Regions from separate parts of the Homo sapiens genome. Here region 1 is linked to region 2. A link is a contact called in ENCODE Hi-C or POLR2A ChIA-PET data. All regions are on one chromosome and are shown on one strand. The core of a region is the stretch at or near the end of the contact, and the rest is flanking DNA. Distances in the headings are between cores, read along the strand shown.

What was found. A loop is a pair of places that touch in the nucleus more often than their neighbours do. ChIA-PET counts read pairs that join two places held with the same protein, here RNA polymerase II (POLR2A). Pooled maps may share reads with other maps.
Region 1: a loop to region 2 is called in a map of Caco-2, with 6 times the contacts of the local background. The contact joins the enhancer-like site here to the promoter of HECW2-AS1 in region 2. A Hi-C loop is called at or near these places in 2 of 168 maps with a recorded cell type or tissue (Caco-2 and PC-9), 2 of 37 single-sample maps with no recorded cell type and 11 of 50 pooled maps. POLR2A ChIA-PET finds 5 or more read pairs at or near these places in 8 of 52 experiments (B cell, CD4-positive, alpha-beta memory T cell, Caco-2 and 4 more).

What each region holds. Positions count from the first base shown.
Region 1 is chr2:196,292,988-196,296,412 of GRCh38, forward strand. All of the region lies in intron 13 of HECW2 (HECT, C2 and WW domain containing E3 ubiquitin protein ligase 2), which reads right to left. Among named protein-coding and RNA genes, the nearest start is that of HECW2-AS1, 35 kb to the left of the region's middle. Within about 2 kb of position 1,269, at least 3 of the 41 ENCODE cell types and tissues checked have a DNase peak (open chromatin) inside an H3K27ac peak, as active enhancers do; they include PC-9, where a contact is called at or near this core.
Region 2 is chr2:196,258,559-196,261,659 of GRCh38, forward strand. HECW2-AS1 (HECW2 antisense RNA 1) reads left to right here and starts at 1,466. Exons shown (of 3, transcript NR_110226.1): 1 at 1,466-1,682; 2 at 1,773-1,814. The region is part of intron 17 of HECW2 (HECT, C2 and WW domain containing E3 ubiquitin protein ligase 2); the gene reads right to left. RefSeq lists an enhancer at 935-2,134.

The DNA.
Region 1 (3,425 bases), core at 19-2,518, 34 kb after region 2:
TTTAACTTTTATTTGTATTTGAAGTTCTGGGGTACATGTGCAAGAAGAGCACGTTTGTTAAATAGGTAAACGTGTGCCATGGTGGTTTGCTGTACCTATCAACCCATCACCCAGGTATTAAGCCCAGCACGCATTAGCTATTTTTCCCTAATTCTCTCCCTCCCCCAGTCCTACTCTGAAACAGGCCCCAGTGTGTGTTGTTCCCCTCTCTGTGTCCATGTGTTGTCATTTTTCAGCTCCCACTTATAAGTGAGAACATGTGGTGTTTGGTTTTCTGTTCCTGTGTTAGTTTGCTGAGGATAATGGCTTCCAGTTCCATCCACGTTCCTGCAAAGGACATTATCTCATTCCTTTTCGTGGCTGCATAGCATTCCATGGTATATATATGCTACATTTTCTTTATCCAGTCTATCATTGATGGATATTTGGGTTGATTCCATGTCTTTGCTATTGTGAATGATGCTGCAATGAACATATATGTGCAGGTATCTTTGTAATAGAATGATTTATATTCCTTTGGGTAAATACCTAGTAATGGGATTGCTGGGTCAAATGGTATTTCTGGTTCTAGATCTTTGAGGAATCTCCACACTGTTTTCCACAATGGTTGAACTAATTTACTAAAGAACAAACATGTTGTGGAGTCTCACTGCACATGGGCCATTAAATCCTGAAGCTGGTTTTAGGAAAGAAACACACAGTCAAAATTATACCACACTGGCGATGAATATGCCACCTTACAGAGAGCCCTGACATAGCCAGTTTCTCCCCCAGTATTGGACTAGGTTATTGGCTCTCTGAGTGAGTGCCAGATGACACAACTAGTATACACTTAAGGGCCAAGTTGCATGGAAAAATGCTTGCCATACATTTCTATACTAGAAGGACATGCAATGGAATGAGTTGCTCTCACTGACCATCACACTCAACTGAGATCACAATAGACTGAGGTTTTAGAATCTCACCCTTCATAGAGGCATATAAGCTTGGTGAATGGAATAGCAGGCTGAGGTGCCTGGGCTGTACATCTCATTCTTTTTTCTTTTTTTCTCTTTTTCCCTGTGTATATTTGGTTGGATGTATATGAATGAAATGCAAGTTTAAAAAAACTCCACTATACCACCACACAGAAAAGTGATTGTTTTGTCCAAAACCTTACAGTCTTCATTTCTATGATATTTAAAGAAGATTCCACAAACTGACTATGTCATGATTGTCCACATATGAGTCAGTCAATAAATATTTATTGCATAATACCATGCACAAAACAGCAGAAGAGGAATAACTGTATGGCAGCTGTTTCCTTGAATCATCAGAGGGAATATGATATTCATGAAACTGACCAGGCCGTGAATGATCATCCTGGAACTCTATTCTTCTCAGACTGATTCAAAGGGCTTTGGATTCGTTTTATCTTTAGTGTCTCAGGGACACTAGACTGAGTCTGGACCTCTTCCAGCTTTATGGGTTCTGTTATCTATTTTAGTCTAAATCGTATGGGTTCTGTTATCTATTTTAGTCTAAACTTTATGGGTTGTTATCTATTTTAGTCTAAGACAGCCCAAGGCAAACCCCAAGGACTCTAGAGTCTCTGGAAATGATTTCATTTTAATAAACATTTATTGTCTTTGCTGTACCCAGTACTGTGTTCGTTATTAGGGATCAAAGAAGAATGAGTGTGAAGACAGTCAACATTGCTCCAGTCTTTCTAGGATCCCTCAAGATGTGTCATGTCCAGGTCAAAGCATTTATTGCTGATGTGAGTCCCTCTAGAGCTTTCTTCCCTTTGACACAGCAAGTGGCAATGTTTGAACAGGGATGCTCCCCAGCCTGGCTCTCTGGGTCCCTGAGTGACCACAGGGACCCTGATAACCTGACTTGGAATGAGAAGTAATCCTTTGTTAGCTTAAGCCACTGAGATTTGTTGGTCATTATTATTGAAGTATAACCTAAATTATTCTGATTGATTTACCGTCATTAAATACTTGTTCCCTATCAAAACAAATTAAAGGAAAGAAGAAAGGAAGGGAGGAGGAAGGGAAGAAGAAAGAAGACCACAATGAACCATCCTTGAACCTTAATTCCTCAGTACACTTGAGTATAAAATACTTTTGAGTCATATTTCAACCGACAGGCTAAATAAGAGGAGGTTTTGATGGCTGTGAGCAGTTGTGTGGTTCAGAGCAGAGAGTACTGTCAATGCAGGCAGGCCTATGCATGGGCTCTGGGCAATTAGAGAGCATGAGAGGATAGGAAAGTGATACCATGAAAGCAGAGAAGGAAATAACAGAAGTTGGGCAGTGTCAGAAAAAACCTAACTTCAGCTAAGTAACAGTTTTGGCTCTATTGGCTGACTCTGCTTTGAGTTTTAAATACAATCAGCAAGGCAACTGTTTTCTGCATTTGGCTCAGTGTTGCTGATATATTTTCACATAAGTCATTGCAAGTTAGAGTCCTGAGACCACACTAGTTTGTGTAGGGATCATAATGAGCTTTCAGGTCTTACTACCTAAGAGTAAAACAAATATTAAGTCTCTTCAGGGACAAATTATTTGGGGGATAATTCTGTCGGATAAATCATTACATTACCCATTGTTCTAAATAGGTATACCTCTTTATCGCCTTCACTGCTCCCTCTTCTCACTAAAATAACTAAATAGGCCACATTCTGATTTCTTATCTAGAGCACCAGAAATGCTCCTCACTTTGTTAAAAAAGAACTTCATTAGGGCAAGAAGCAGTGGCAATTAAGTTAAGAAACTCATCCCAGCCTCAGACCTGAAGTAATTCCCTGGGGCTGAATAGCTCTTTAAGCACAGAAATCTTAAGGCTGGTCTTATAATTAATTATGTCATTTCATCTTCCTCCTCTCCACTCAATGAAACATGTAGTATGGTGCCAAACACATCTGATCTTGCAAAGAGCATCTACCAAAGTAATTCAATGCAGGAGATTTCTCTCAGTAACTAGTAAACAATCTTTAGATCCACAGCCTTTTCAAGTCTGAATAGTAAGTACATGACTGTTAGGGTCTATACAAAACTCTTAAGCCAAACAGGAACATACTTCTAGACTGCTATGTTTCTATAAAAAAAACTATGTTTGAATAACTTCATATGTTTATGCAAAAACTGTGTGTGTATAGATATGTATATATAGTTTATGTGTGTGTATATATATATGTAATTTATATATCTATAGTTTGGGAAGGATATTTATACTCCACTTCATATAGAACTACAGTGCAGATTCTAGTCTCAGCTCTGTCACTCATAGAGACAAAGAAAACTACTTAATCTCTGTCTCAATTTGCTTAACTGTAATATGGGATAATAATAACTCCCTTGCTTTCTCCATAGGCACGTGAGATTCAAATCCAGTGGGACAAAGGATGGTAAAGTAATTTGAAAAGGTCAAAATCACTT
Region 2 (3,101 bases), core at 216-2,715:
TACCATTATTTTGTTATAGGTAAATGTGATACCAGCTTTTTTCTTTTTTGTTTGATGAGTCATCATCATGTCACTATTTTCAATTTGTTATATGAATACAATTTTAATAATTTTTTTCCTAGTTGCTTTCTTCCCTTATTTACATCATGCTATTTCAAAGCACACCATATTAACTTTTATAAGATGAAGAAAAATATAAAAACACAAATTATGGTACTAAAATCATTCTATTTCATTGGAATATACAGGATAATGCAAATATGCAATTTTATTCTGAGTGCTATGGACAATATATTCTGATTCCTATACCATAAAGTAAAATACCAATCACTGATACAAGTATTTATTTAGATTTAGTTCTTATCTACAAGCAACTTGTTTTTCTACTTGATATTTTCACAAAGTTCCACTGATTTTTTTGTTTGTTTGTTTTGAGACAGGGCCTTACTCTGTCGTCCAGGCCAGAGTGCTGTGGCATGATCTTGGCTCACTGCAACCTCTGCCTCCTGGGTTCAAATGATTCTCCTGCCTCAGACATTTGAGTAGCTGGGATTATAGGCATGTGTCACCACGCCCAGCTAATTTTTGTACTTTTGGTGGAGATGGGGTTTTGCCATGTTCGCCATGCTGGTCTCAAACTCCTGGCCTCATGTGAGCTGCCTGCCTTGGCCTCTCAAATGCTGGGATTATAGGCGTAAGCCACCATGCCTGGCCAAGTTGCACTGATTTTTATATTCCCAAATTTGAAATATTTTTCTTAAGATTGCTTGCTGACTTGAAGGCACTGAGGTGGAAGGCAAGGTTTCATGTTCACATGAAAAATTCCCTAATGCATAGAAAAGTCAATGGATTTGCCCTTAGCCACACAGCTTATGAGGTATGACAAACAGAGTTCAGTCCTTGGTTTCTTCTGGCTAGATCCATTTTATATGATAGATGAAGCAGCTAATCTTTAGTATTTGCCAAACTTTCCTTTCTGTACTTTATTGCCAGCAGCTAACTACTATTTTTTTTTTAAAGACTATTAGAAATTAGTGGTAGGCATGTACGTAAAGGAGTTGCTCAGAAGGCCAGCCTCTCTCTGCTTAAGGTTATTTCAGTGAAGGCTTGAACCAGGCAGAACATTTTCCCTCAAGTTTTGGAATCATACATCTGAAACACGTGATGGAAACCCAGGCCCATTATCTGGTGAATGGTTTTTCTGATAAGAGATGTAAATGTTGGCTGATAAAAGCTAAATCAGAGGAAAGTTATCTTGAAGAAAAATGAATAATAACTTAACCAAAGAACTACTCTTATAAGGGTCAGTAACACCATGCTTTGATCTTGAAGAATCAAAAGCTATCTCCCACAAATATGCAGCTTATCTCTTTTGTCTATCAACACAGTGAATCCAGGCAAACAGAACAAGACAAAAAACAAACAGGCTGAGCACTCTCCCCTCCTTCCTTAACTGGAGCTACACAGAAGGAGTTGAGTGATGGTAGATATCAGGCCCTGGTCTGCGGCTTGGAAGTTTCCTGTGAATAAGAAAAACATCATCGCTTCTTGAGTCACAAGGATGATAGGATGAGAAAAAGAAAGGACAAAGGCACCAGAGGAGGTATGCCAAATGGGAAACTTTTCATCACTTTCCAGATAAAAACTAGCAGTCTGTGAAGGCAACTGGTCTGATTTTTCAGGTAAGAACATATGAGAGGCAGGCTGAGACCAATTTTCTACCAGGCCAGCTAATTCATCACAATGACAAGCTATGGGTCATATGCTTTCAGGAACCAGACACTGGAACATGTCGTCTGATGTACATCACACCAGTAAGTACTTTCTTATGTTGATATTGAGTCATTCTTTCAGTGAACATTTTCTGCGTGCCTATTGTGTGCCAGTCATGGTACCACACGCTGGGAATCCAATGGGGAGTAAGAGAAAGTCCCTTTTCAAGGAGCTTACAGTGCAGTGGAAGAGAGAAAGTTAAAAGGTAATTCTCATTTGATGTGAAAATATTTAAATTCTTCTGTTCACTTAATTGAAGCGTGGTTAGGCTTTATACCTTCTCCCGGTCTAAACAGTTCTTTATAAAGTCCTTTCACGTAGAAACAAAGAAGGCATTAGTTTACTGCCTGTAAAGAGAGCAGATCAAGGCTGAGGAACAGACAGAAGTCAGCAGACGTCCTGGAAATGTCACCAATCTTTTCTGAGAAAAACAAAGGAACCACTTCTTGGTTACCAGGTATTTGCCCAATATGCTATAGACCAGTGATTCTCAAACTGGCATCCTTGGTCTACTAGAAATTTGCATACATAAGCTCAAGCTCTGCAAGAATTTTTAAATTTTGTGTCTTCACTTCGATGATCAAAGCACATGAAACAATATAATAATATTTTAGATGAGATGGATGACATTTATGACTGAATCTTGCCATATGACTTCGGGTCCCATGTTTGTATTTATAGGGCACTTGGTGCAAAGTGATCAGAGGTGAGCTTTTAAAGGGACGGCGAACACACCTGGCTGCCCTTAGGCTGTCAGGGCCTTGATGTTCAATATGATAATAACACCAGTCCCCATCTGCCACTTACGCACACTTCGCTTAGCAATTAAAAAAACCTTTTCTCTTACAGTATTAACTTGCATCATGAAAATGATCAAGTGGGGTTAAGTAATGTATATGTAAATTACCACAGGCTAAAGAGAAAATAAAAGAGATGGATTTAAAAAGAAAATTATGCATTCATGCTAAATAATGCATAAAAGATATCCTGGCTTATTCTAAGAACAAAAGCTCTGCAATAGTTTGCAAATAGAAAAGTGGTGGTAGAATCCACTCATCCCAAGGCACATTCAATGATATGTTTTATCCTTCAGTATTGTATTTCAGGTTACACTATTAAATGAATTGGCTTATCAAACCAATGAATCAGTAGATAAAAATAAGCTTTTTGTTAAGAAGGAAAAATGATGACTGATAATTCCAAGGAGGCACATGCTAGGCCAGAGATGCAAAAAATCAAAAGAATCAAGTCAAACACAAGCACAGAAAGGTGCAAATGTGTCTTTCCACCAATAATGGTCTCAACATTGGTGATTTGGCTTCTGAAAA